Regions from separate parts of the Homo sapiens genome. Here region 1 is linked to region 2. The links are chromatin loops, found by intact Hi-C in ENCODE. Cell type or tissue: heart left ventricle. All regions are shown on one strand. Links, peaks and the distances in the headings refer to the core of each region. The heading gives the core; the rest is flanking DNA. Region 1 has its middle 22 kb from the start of DNM1L. Region 2 overlaps BICD1 (BICD cargo adaptor 1).

The links. Peaks named below come from ENCODE experiments on the same cell type or tissue, not always from the same donor. Only the 100,000 strongest peaks of a DNase experiment are listed, where the experiment ranks them.
Region 1: it touches region 2 in a loop (6-fold over the local background); 49 of 110 quality-filtered maps call a loop at or near these places.

The regions. Positions count from the first base shown.
Region 1 is chr12:32,654,085-32,660,674 of GRCh38, reverse strand. No RefSeq gene overlaps it. Among named protein-coding and RNA genes, the nearest start is that of DNM1L, 22 kb to the left of the region's middle. In heart left ventricle, for the core only: a CTCF peak has its summit at 2,900; no DNase peak of the experiment used is centred there.
Region 2 is chr12:32,362,125-32,368,714 of GRCh38, reverse strand. BICD1 (BICD cargo adaptor 1) reads right to left here. Exons shown (of 10, transcript NM_001714.4): 9 at 970-1,045. Among named protein-coding and RNA genes, the nearest start is that of FGD4, 34 kb to the left of the region's middle. In heart left ventricle, for the core only: CTCF peaks have their summits at 2,872 and 3,075; no DNase peak of the experiment used is centred there.

The sequences.
Region 1 (6,590 bases), core at 1,939-4,438, 290 kb before region 2:
CAGGAGAAAAGAAGACAGGGTTGCAGAGAAAGTCACAGCTGACAATCTTGGCTGTCCTCCATCCCTGTCTGAGGAGTGGCGGGAGTGGGGGAATGGGTAGCCAGAGAAGTGGAGGCTCTGGAGCGGGGCTTCCCAACCTCGGCACCATTGACATTTTGGGCCAGATCATTGTTTGGGGGGCTGTACTGTGCCTCCTGGGATGTTTAGCAGCTTCCCTGGCCTCTACCCACAAGATGCTAGTAACACTACCTCCCCATCACCACTCCGTTTGTGACAAACAAAAATGTCTCCAGACTTTGCCACATGTCCCCAGGTGGGGAAGAAAGGGGAGGTAGGAAACCAGGTTGGGAACCACACTGCTCTGTCGTGTGAGAAGGCAAAGAACGGGAATACGACCTGGCCAGCTCCCAATTTCCTTTCTCCTTTATAAACATTTGGCTGTTTTAGAAAGCCTTTTTATGGATCTCTTAATTCCTTTCTCTTTTCCAGCCAGATAGCTATCTTTGCTTTCAGTCTAGACAGCCCACAACAGGCTGAGGCTTACCTGAGAGCCTCTCAGTGAAGCCTGTGGAGCTGGGTGGACAGCAGGAGGGTGTGCTGTCACAGGGAGCAGGCAGAGCACTGAAGTCTTGGCTGCACAGGGCTGTGGTACTGCGCCTGAGTGCAACCCTTAAGACTAATGGCCTTTCCTCAACTTTATCACAATGGTTCATAAAAATGGGGACCAGGGGCCGGGTGTGGTGGCTCACACCTGTAATCCCAGCACTTTGGGAGGCCAAGGTGGGTGGATCACCTGAGGTCAGTAGTTCGAGACCAGCCCAGCTAACATGGCGAAACCCTGTCTCTACTAAAAATACAAAAATTAGCAGGGCATGGTGGCACAGCCCTGTAGTTGCAGCTACTCGGGAGGCTGAGGCAGGAGAATTGCTTGAATCCGGGAGGCAGAGGTTGCAGTGAGCCGAGATCATGCCACTCAGCCTTGGTGACACAGCAAGACTCATCTCAATAATAAATAAATAAATAAATAAATAAATAAATAAATAAATAATTTTTAAAAATGGGGATGAGGGACAGGCAAAAAAATGGAATGAGTGAGAATCACTTGGGAGAAAATTATACACCCAAGCCCACCTGCCAGCATGCAGCCTCAGGCATATCAAATCCACAGGGCAGCAGGATGTGGGACAGATGTGTGTATTTCCGAAACACAGCTCACATGATTCTCAGATGTTGCTTCCTCCCACCCTCTCCTTCGAGTTGAATCACCTGCCAAAGGGGTTTTCTATGACATCTGCCCTTTATCACAGATGGAACTCTCAGTAACAAGTCAAAGATGTTTCTTGATGCATTATTTACAATGCTTACACTGAAAAACTGTGATGGAATATGAATGAAATTATTTCTATAAAGTTCCTAGAATAGTGGCTAGCAGATACTAAACCCTCAGGTTTTGGCTGTTACTGTGAAAACTGTTTTGGAAGGAGGGGAAGTGCTTAGGGTACAATTTAAATAAAACTAATAGGACCTCAGACTACAAACAGTGGATCTCTATTTTATTTTATTATTATTATTTTTTGAGACGGAGTCTCTCTTTGTTGCCCAGGCAGGGCAGTGGCACAATCTCCGTTCACTGCAGCCTCTGCCTCCCGGGTTCAAGTGATTCTTGTGCCTCAGCCTCTGGAGTAGCTGGGATTACAGGTGCCCACCACCATGCCTGGCTAATTTTTATATTTTTAGTAGAGACAGGGTTTCACCTTGTTGGCCAGGCTGGTCTTGAACTCCTGACCTCAGGTGATGCACCCGCCTTGGCGTCCCAAACTGCTGGGATTACAGGCGTGAGCTATGGCGCCCGGCCCGGATCTCTATTTTATTTTATTTTTTTGAGACGGAGTCTTGCTTTGTCGTCCAGTCGGGAGTACAATGGCGCGATCTCGGCTCACTGCCACCTCCGCCCCTTCAGGTTTAAGCAGTTCTCTGCCTCAGCCTCCCGAGTAGCTGGGATTACAGGCGCCCGCCACCATGCCCGGCTAATTTTTTGTATTTTTAGTAGAGACGGGGTTTCACCATCTTGGCCAGGCTGGTCTTGAACTCCTGACCTCCTGACCTGCCTTAGGCCTCCCAAAGTGCTGAGATTACAGGCGTGAGCCACCGCGCCCGGCCAGATCTCTATTTTATAAAGAGACACCTAGCCGGGCGCGGTGGCTCACGCCTGTAATCCCAGCACTTTGGGAGGCCGAGGCGGGCAGATCACGAGATCAGATCGAGACCGTCCTGGCTAAAACGGTGAAACCCCGTCTCTACTAAAAATACAAAAATTAGCGAGGCGTGGTGGAGGGCGCCTGTAGTCCCAGCTACTAGGGAGGCTGAGGCAGGAGAATCGCTTGAACCCGGGAGGCGGAGCTTACAGTGGGCCGAGATCGCGCCACTGCACTCCAGCCTGGGCTACAGAGCGAGACTCTGTCTCAAAAAAAAAAAAAAAAAAAAAAAAGAGAGAGAGAGAGACACCTATATAACACCTATATATGGGGGATCCCAGGTCAAGATTGAGCTGTGACAGTAGTCTATCCCTTGGATTCGGTCGTGAGTTCTATTGTGGATAAGGTTGGAGAAATTTGCTTTGATTTTTTTTTTTTTTTTTTTTTTTTTTTAAGAAAAGGAGAATAACAGAATCAAGGAGCAAGGGCAACTTGACCATGGGGCGGCCGCATTGTAGACTGTTCTTCCCAGCAGAGCAGGATAAGGGGGGCTGGCCGGGGAGCTGCCGGTGTTGCCATCCTGTAAGGGATGCTAAAGTATCAATGAGCACTTAGGCATCTCTGAAACCATAGTGATATGGAGAAAGTTGTGTTTGCCGGAACTCCTGCAGAGCACAGAATGTGGTTAGTCACTTATCATAGTTTGAAACCCTTAGAGGGCACTCTTGAGCAACAATAAATGATCCCTAAACAGCTTTCCAGTGAAACCTGTTCCAGCTGATTCCACGTCCTTTTACTTGATGAGTAGTAAATATACACAACTCTCTCCCCAAAACTGAAGAGCGCAGATACAATGGAAAGATTGCCAGCTCTCCCCCAGAAGTCTGACTATTTTGTTCATCCCTCCGTGCTCTAAATACATGTTGAGGCCAGGTGCAGTGGCTCATGCCTGTAATCCCAGCACTTTGGGAGGCCAAGGTAGGAGGATCACTTGAGCCCAGAAGGTTGAGGCTGCAGTGAGCCGTTTGTGCCACTGGGTGACAGAGACCCTGTCTCAAAAACAAATAAAAAAACCCAATAAAATAAATTCATGTTGAGCAACTATTTCAAGAATATTGATTTTAAAGGGTGCCTAGATATTACTTTACCTGGGAGCCTACATGTCCCATCTGTTCCTGATCTCAGGCTGGCCCCATGGCCCACATCACAGCCCCATAAACAGTGAGTTGTTGGCAGAAGCTGAAGGAATTATGTGTTGTGTTTGGTTGTTATGTTGTCCAAGGAATCTGTTGAGCCCAAAGACCTAAGCAACACACACAGTATAACTGGGGCTCAGGTAACAAATAGTAATGCGAAGTGTGGGAGCTGGGGATCTCTCTTCTGTGTGGAGCCCAGCTCCACTGCCAGATAATACACCAAAGCTGAGAGGAAGGGTGGACCTGGCCCTTGGTTACCACTACTGGCAAACTATCCTAGGTGGCCAACTGCTACTAGTGGGCTGGTGCTATCATTTTGTTAGATGGATAAAGTGGATATTGGTGGTTCCTTAATAACAATGTATTTCTTCTTAAACTTTAAATTTTTAGATGGAAAAAATGGAAAAGACAGAGAAGAAAAATTAAGAAAAAAAACAGCTAGGCTTTTATTTTATTTTATTTTGAGACAGAGTCTTGCTCTGTTGCCCAGGCTGGAGTGCAGTGGAGTGATCTCAGCTCACTGAAGCCTTGGCCTCCCGGGTTCAAGCGATTCTCCTGCCTCAGCCTCCCGAGTAGCTGGGATTACAGGTGCCCGCCACCATGCCTGGCTAATTTTTGTATTTTCAGTAGAGATGGGTTTCACCATGTTGGCCAGGCTGGTCTTGAACTCCTGACCTTGTGATCCTCCCGCCTCGGCCTCCCAAAGTGCTAGGATTACAGGCATGAGCCACCATGCCCGGCTTTTTTTTTTTTTTTTTTTTAATTTAATAGACATTAATCTTTACTTTGGCTGTTTGAAGCAAGAGTTTGAGAAACTGCTCCTCTCTGGACTTGGGGCTCTAATCTCATACATGGGTTTTGTTTTGTTTTGTTTTTTCTTTTCTTTTTTTCTTTTTTTTGAGACAGAGTCTCATTCTGTCACCCAGGATGGAGTGCAGTGGTGTGATCTCCTCTCACTGAAACCTCCGCCTCCAGGGTTCAAGTGATTCCCGTACCTCAGCATCCTGAGTAGCTAGGACTACCTGCCACCATGCCTGGCTAATTTTGTATCTTTTGTAGAGACAGGATCTCACTATGTTGCCCAGACTGGTCTCAAACTCCTGGGTTCAAGTGATCTGCCCACCTTGGCCTCCCAATGTGCTGGAATTACAAGCGTGAGCCACCACTGATCTTTTTAATGTGTCAAAGTTTTACCTTTTTCAGAATGTCATATACATAGTTGGAATCATATGATATGTAGTTTTGTTTTTGTTTTTAGAGATGGGGTATCACTATGTTGCTCAGACTGGTCTCAAACTCTTAGGCTCAAGTGACATGTCAGAAGAACCAGGAGGCAGCTCGAAGGGTCTCCCACTGGCAAAATCTGGGACAGTTAAACATAAAAATTAACATAAAATTTAAAATAATGGCAACGGATTATACAATCCATTGAATAAAATAGGAACACAGGAATCCAAACATATGAATGAATGAATGAATGAATGAATGAATAAATAAATAAATGATAAGAAAAAATGCTTATAGTAGGATGCCAACAAATAAGTGTAGAAGAAATGATGAAATGAAAACATCAGCAATTGACAAAACAAAGGAATCATTCAGAATCATCAATGGACATTGATGGGTAAAAAATTCTTGACTAGGATATCTACATAATCTCAAAATATGTCTCCATATATATATATTTTTTTCTTTTTGAGATGGAGTCTTGCTGTGTCCCCAGGCTGGAGTGCAATGGCACGATCTTGGCTCAATGCAACCTCCACCTCCTGAGTTCAGGCGATTCTCATGCCTCAGCCTCCCAAGTAGCTGGGACTACAGGCACGTGTCACCACACCCAGCTAATTTTTGTGTTTGTAGTAGAGATGGGGTTTCACCATGTTGGCCAGGTTGGTCTCGAACTCCTGGCCTCAAGTGATCTGCCTGCCTCTGCCTCCGAAAGTGCTTGGATTACAGGCATAAGAGCCACTGCACCCAGCCAATATGTAGCCTTTTTAGTTGACTTCTTTCATTTGGTGAATGCCCTTAAGGTCCCTCTATGTCTTTTCATAGCCTGATAGCTAATTTCTTTTTAGTGCTGCATAATACTCCATTGTCACATTTGTCGATCTGTTCACCTACTGAAGGACGTCTTGGTTGTTTCCAAGTGTTGGCAATTGTGAATAAAGCTGCTCTGTAGCAGGTTTGTGTGTGGACATAAGTTTTCAACTCATTTAGGTAAATACCAAGGAGTGTGCTGCTGGTTCGTATAAGTTTAGTTTTGCAAGAAAAACTGTCAAACTATAAAGTGGCTGTACCCTTTTGCCTTCCCACCTACCATGAGCGAGAGTTCCAGTTGCTCCACATCCTTGTCAGCATTTGTGGTCAGTGTCTCGATGTTGACCATTCTAACAGGTGTGTAGTAATATCTCATTTTAATTTACATTTCTTCCAAAACTTCAATTTATTTGAAATATATTCAGACTTACAGAAAAGTCATAAGTATTTTAAAAGAACTCTAGTTTACCCTTCACCTAGATTCTTTTAACATTTTTATCACATTGCTTCTGCTCTATCATTCTTTCTCCCTCTCTCTCATCTCTGAACCATTTGAGTATAAGTTACAGACACGATGTGTCTTTTTCCTCAAATACTTCAGTGTATATTTTCAAGGACATGGATATTTTCTTACATAACCACAGTGCAATGGTCAAAACAGAAAAATTAGCAGCTACAGTATGATGATCTAATCTACAGATGTTATTCATTTAACGGTTATCTCAATAATATCCTTTATAGCCAAAAAAAAGAAAGAATAAATTGTGGCCTAAGTCCAGCGCACATTGCATTTACTTATCATGTGTTTCTATCCTTTAACCTGGAACAGTTCTTTAGTCTGTCTTTGTCTTTCATGAGCTTAACTTTTTTTTTTTTTTTGAGACGGAGTCTCACTCTGTCACCCAGGCTGGAGTGCAATGGCATGATCTTGGCTCACTGCAACCTCCGCTTCCCAAGTGATTTTCATGCCTCAGCTCCCGAGTAGTTGGGACTACAGGTGCCCGCCACCAAGCCCAGCTAATTTTTGTATTTTTAGAGGAGATGGGCTTTCACCATATTGGCCAGGCTGGTCTCGAACTCCTGACCTTGTGATCCACCCGTCTTGGCCTCTCAAAGTGCTGGGATTACAGGCGTGAGCCACTGCGCCCAGCTGAATTTAACA
Region 2 (6,590 bases), core at 1,849-4,348:
TTTAATTTTTTATTTTTTTTTAGATGGAATCTCTCTCTGTCACCTAGGCTGGAGTGCAGTGGCACCAGCTCAGCTCACTGCAACCTCCACCTCCTGGGTTCAAGTGATTCTCCTGCCTCAGCCTCCTGAGTAGGTGGGATTAGAGGCATGTGCCACCACACCCAGCTAATTTTTGTATTTTTAGTAGAGACGGGGTTTCACCATGTTGCCCAGGCTGGTCTCAAACTCCTGACCTCAGGTAATCCCTCTGCCTCGGCCTTCCACAGTGCTGGGATTACGGGTGTGAGCCATCATGCCTGGCCTATTTAAACACTTTAAGTTTTATTTTACTGTGTTTTTTGTTTTGTTTTGTTTTTTAGCAACAGGTTCTTACTCACCAGGCAGGTGTGCAGTGGTATCATAGCTCGCTGCAGCCTTGAACTCCCAGGCTCAAGCGATTGATCCTCCTACCTCAGCCTCCTGAGTAGCGGGGATTTTATTTTTTTAAATTGACAAATAATAATTGTACATATTCATGGAGTATATAGTGATGTTTTAATACATATAAAGTACAGGAATCAAATCAGGTCAATTAGTATATTGGTATCCCTCAGATTCCCCAGGAAAATAAATATATTTTAAAGACAAAAGAAAATAAAAAGTAGGACAAACATCATAACAATTCCAGCTTTTATTTTTTGGAAAGGAATGAAACAGTGGACTAATCCAAGTATTTACACAGACAAAGGGGCTGAAGGCAGCCTGTAGAGTCTACCAGCTGGCAGCCAGCAAAATAAACCCCAGCTCTCTTGTATTCCTACTGGGAACGCAGGGACTGCAGGTGTCCAATGTGTGTCTATGTAGCCCACACTTGAAATAAAATACAGCAAAATACAATGATGCGTAGGCAGTTCAGGTGTCGGAAAGGGGAGCTGGGGTCTATGGATCTGACATGCAGCTGGGTGGAAGGGAAAGGACATCTGAATTTACCTGACAGTTGGGCAGTCTTGCCTCCCGGCTAGTTGTGAGCACTGTGGCGGTACGGAGGCAGCAGGCTGCTGACAATCTACAAGAAACTGATAAATTAGACATGTGTACAAAGAGATGACAGAGCAAGGTGTTAGTAACAGTGACTAAAGCAGCTGCCTGAGAGATTTAGTGAGGAATGTGCATTCACACAGAAATATCCTGATTCAGCTTTTTTTTTTTCTTCTTGAATGATGCCAATAGAAAAGACAGGCTTTTTTTTTTTTCTTAAATACAGTATTAAAAAATTAGTGACACAGCATTAGTAGCGAGATTTCTCAAGTACATTAGGATATATGTGGCCATTTGTCTTTGGTATTTTGTTATATCTAAAAATAAAGGGTCTATTAATATAATGAAAGATCTTCCAATTCTAAACCTGAATGTGGTGGTGGTTACTTGCTTAGCACTTAGATCTCTTATTCCAAAATGGAACGCATTCAGATAACTGACTTTACTATCAGGACACATGGACATATTGTCAGTCCCATAGGTAACTTGAGAAAAGTGTGCAATATAATCTTTTCTATGATTAGTAGAATCTTAATTAAACAAGGAAATAATCTTTACAGTTTTCTGAAAATTGATTTTATATATTGACAATAGAATTGTTGGCAGAAATCTTAGAATGTCTATTACATAGTAAATTGTTAGTGACTTGGACTAGAAAGCTAACCTGAATGAGAACTCCACTTTGTAATTGTTTTTACCATTTTAAAGTCACAATATAACACACTAGGTTAATAAAGTGCTAGCTAGTAAAAATCAAGCTTTAGCTGGGTTAATCATCTACTCCAAGAAAGTAGTGCCTGGTGTTCTAAAAAAAAATCAAAGAGCAGTCTGTTTACTGGTACTAGGTGACTATATTAGAATCATGCAAGAAGCTGGTTAGAAATGCATATACGTCATATTTCTCCAAAAAGATTTTTGCAAACAAGTTAAAATTGGAATTAAACTTAAAAATTATTCTTAAATAATTGAAGCATTTCCTCTTGCCAACTGCTTAGACTGTATTTGCTTAGCAAATCCCTTTCCTTATATGTGTTTGTTTGTTTGTTTATTTGAGACAGAGTTTTGCTCTTGTTGCCCAGGCTGGAGTGCAATGGTGCAATCTCAGCTCACTGCAACCTCCGCCTCCTGGGTTCAGGCGATTCTCCTGCCTCAGCCTCCCGAGGTGATTCTCCTGCCTCAGCCTCCCAAGGAGCAGGGATTACAGGCATGTGCCACCACACCCGGCTAATTTTGTATTTTTAGTAGAGACAGGGTTTCACCATATTGGTCAGGCTGGTCTTGAACTCCTGACCTCAGGTGATCCACCTGCCTCGGCCTCCCAAAGTGCTGGGATTACAGGCGTGAGCCACTGCACCCGGCCTCCTTATATGTTATGTAAATAATATTTAATCCACATTATCACAAAGTCTGGATTTATAGCCTTAACGAGGCTCTACTGATATTTACATTTGAAGTCTTCTATTTAAGTATCACTGTTATATTCTGTTATAAAAAAGCCTGCCTATATAGTTACATAACTCCAGAATTTAAAATTCGAAAAAACTGCTGATGCTTTTCCAGAAATACACTAAAACTGTTTGTGATGCAAAGTAGAATACAATATAAGGCAGGCTTGATTTTTGTTCACTCAAGAAAACATTACTGAAGGAACCCTTTTATATGGTGGTCTTTGTTGCCATCTTATTAATTAGCGCATCTTAATAGGAACAAGGAGATCTGATTTTTGTTTAGTAGCTGGTGTTCGGATGATCATACTCAGTAAAAATCTTTCAAATATAACAAATCTGTTTTCTCAGATTGAGGAAATTCCTTTTTTAACTCCGTTTTCCCATTTTGCAGCATTGATTAGCTCCAGATTCCCTTTTGTAGAAACTCAGAGTCTTAAGGAATGCATTCTTTTGTCTTTTAAAAATCTTTGCTCCTTTTGTCTTCTCCAACAGCTTTCCTGCCTATCTGAGTGGTAATTTAGGAATGTCTTAGACTAATTTGACAACTATTTTGATAAGGCCACCAGACAGGCAGTTAAGTCAACCAGGTGTGTGCTGCCCTCCGATGGTGTATTTGGGTAAATGCAATGGATGTAAAAACCACTCTGGATTCCTTATGTCTTACATTGCCAGGGAGGTATAATGAAACTCTTCTAAAGCAGAGTAGTGGCCTCTGTGGAATAGCGATCCTTAGAATTAGAGTAACTAGAGTATTAAAATGGCTTACATCTTTTAAAAATATCTCATATATTTGACTTTGTTTTGCCAATACAGTCACAGATTATTATTCATTCAAAATATAATTTATGGTAAAATTCAGACAGCAGGTGATCAGAACCACAGTGTACTCCCTTAATGAAATGCTAGAGAGGTGGTAGACATTCTTCTTATTTGTAGTGAATATCACTTTTTCCTTCATTAGAAGTAACATCATCTCTGGCTAATATTTATTTTTTATTTTATTTTATTTTTGAGACAAGAGTTTTGCTCTTGTTGCCCAGGCTGGAGTGCAATGGCACAATCTCGGCTCACTGCAATCTCCGCCTCCTGGGTTCATGCAATTCTCCTGCCTCAGCCTCCCGAGTAGTTGGGATTACAAGCGTGCGCCACCACGCCCAGCTAATTGTTTGTATTTTTAGTAGAGACGGGGTTTCACCGTGTTAACCAGGCTGGTCTCTAACTCCTGACTTCGGGTGATCCACCCACCTTGGCCTCTCAGAGTGCTGGGATTACAGGTGTGAGCCACTGCACTCGGCCTATTTATTTAGTTTTTGAGACAGGATGTCATGCTGTTGCCTAGGTGGCTATCATAGCTCACTTCAGCATCCAACGCCTGGGCTCAAGTGATCCTCCTGCCTCAGCCTCTTGAGTAGCTGGGACCACAGGCACACACCACCACACCCTGCTAATTTTTTAAATTTTTGTAGAGACAGGTTCTAGCTATTTTGCCTAGGCTGGTCTTGAACTCCGGGCCTCAAGCAGTCTTCCTGCCTCGGCCTCCCAAGATGTGGGGATTGTAGGTGTGAGCCACTGCTCCTAGCCAAGCTAATGATGATTATTTTTCATTTATTATTTATAAGCACTTAGCTACGTGTTATCCTTAAAGAATAAAAAACAAATTTCATAGATAAAATGGTGATGGACTTAAAAAATTAAACTAAAATGTAGCTACATTGCTCTGACTCAGTTGTCTTCTAAATCCCTCTTCTCGGGTCTACAGCCCTCCAGTTGTGTCAATTGTAGCCTGGCTGAGCCACGGATGTGTCTTAGGATGTACTTTGTAAAATGAAGGAGGTAGGTTGGGAGGCTGAGGAAGTCCCTTGTAGCTCTGAGATGCTGCAGGCTCTGAGTGATCTCCCCTGCTCCGTCTAGGATCTATTCTGCTAGGCTCACCCTTGAAGGAACTAGACCACATCTCGTTGCTTTGGGGGGAATAAAAGATGACAACTATGTGCATGAAGGAGCAGGCATTGTAGAACCCACAAAGCCATTGCTGTTGTTTGGCCACCAGGGTTTGTCTAAACCATTCAACAGTCAAGTTACTAAACTCCTATTTTGTGTCAGAAACTGTGTTAGGCAGCAGGGGGAAAAAGGTGAACAGAGAAAATGTGGTCTCTGTTTTATCAAGGAAGATAAGCATATTTAATAAGCAACTACATTGAAGTGTGATGGTGATGGTGATGATGGTGGTGATGGTGATGGTGATGGTGATGATGACAGCATCTAGTACTTATTTATTGTTTACGATGTCTCAGGCACTGTATAGGCACTTAATATACATGCTCTTCTATAACCCTGTTTTATTAATCTCACTTCATCTATAAGGAAAGGGGAACTTAGGTTAAGTAACTTGACAAACTCCACTAGGAGGTAGAGGTGCAATTTGAATCCAGGATTGTATGGTCCAAGGGCTGAGCTGAACTTGCAGAAGTATCACTGTATTGCCTCCTATGATAGGGAAAGTGTAGGGTGTTACAGGACCTCACAGCGGAAGTTAATTAAATTAAATTAGACTGAATCTAACTAATCAAACATAACTAAATCTAACTAACCAAACACAACTAAATCTAAGTGGTTAGGGAGTGCTTCCTGGAGGTTGTGATATCTAGGCTGACATCTAACATAATGAGTTAGTCAAATAACTTCTTTGTAACTACAAACTTTTTATGGTCTTTAGTAACAGTAATAAGACATTTTATCATAAAATTAAAGTGTTTATTTGAAATGATCAGAATGGAATTAGAAAATGCTGTACGTTTATATGATAAGGCCACAGGCTTGGGAAATGTCATAGCATACTCAAGAGATTATTTATGTATTTTTTTTAGAGGCCAGGTCTTGCTATGTCGCTCAGGCTGTAATGCAGTGAGTTCAAGTAATCCTCCTGCCTCAATCTCCTGAGTAGATGGGACTACAAGTGTGTACACTGTGCCTGGCTCAAGAGATTACTAATGCCTCCAGGGCAGGGATGAATATGGAATATTATAGCTCAAAGCATCTATAGGTCTGTCTCGATATGCACAAGAAGAGTACCCTTGTATGACATTCCTCCATAAACAAGGGCCTCACGTAGAAGGGAAGATAGAAAAGAAAGGGAGAAATAAGAGAGGAAAATATTTGCTGAATCAACATGATGTAATCTTTCCTATAAACTTTACATTTGTTATCTGTTTTAAGAGACAGGGTCTCTTAAAGCCTGGTCTTGAACTCCTGGGCTCATGTGATGCTCCCACTTCAGCCTCTAAAATAGCTGGGTCGACAGGCTTGCACTATTCCTACATTGAGGAAAATAAGTGTTTTTGATAATATGGGAGAATATCATAGTCTCACATATTTTTTTCTTTAACTTCTTTTTAAAATCTCTCCTGCTAGAAACAAACACAGAATTTGCCATCACAGTAGGTGTCCTACAAGCCTCCACTGATTAATCCAAGCTCAGCATGTGTATTAACTTGCCCAAGGTCACACAGTTAGGAAGTGGCGGAACAAGGATTTAAATTTAGTCTTTTTAATGCTAAGGCCTCTTTTCTATTCACTCCTCTGGATGCTTCTCAAATTGACACCAGCTACCTCTAGAAAATATCAGGGTCATAGAGTCAAAGAAACAGAAGGAACTTTGCCAGAGATTTGAGATACTGATTTTAAGGCAACCAGCGCTCTCAAAAATACAAAGCAAAATGAAGGGTACAGGAATGAAGATAATATTGTTTTTAAAAAGAGGTGGCTGAAAATAATACATTTCATTGGCAGAGAGAGAAAGTTTTGCTGTGTGGCTTTCTCTCGGGCTTCTATTATTTATAAAATTTTCAATGCAATTTAGAAAACTAACCAATTTTCTTTTTTTTTCTTTGAGACAGAGTTTCGCTCTTGTTGCCCAGGCTGGAGTGCAATGGCATGATCTCAGCTCACTGCAACCTCCGCCTCGCGGGTTCAAGCAATTCTCCTGCCTCAGCCTCCCAAGTAGCTGGGATTACAGGCATGCACCACCATGCCCGGCCAATTTTTATAATTTTAGTAGAGATGGGGTATCGCCATGTTGGCCAGGCTGGTCTCAAACTCCTGACCTCAGGTGATCTGCCTGCCTCG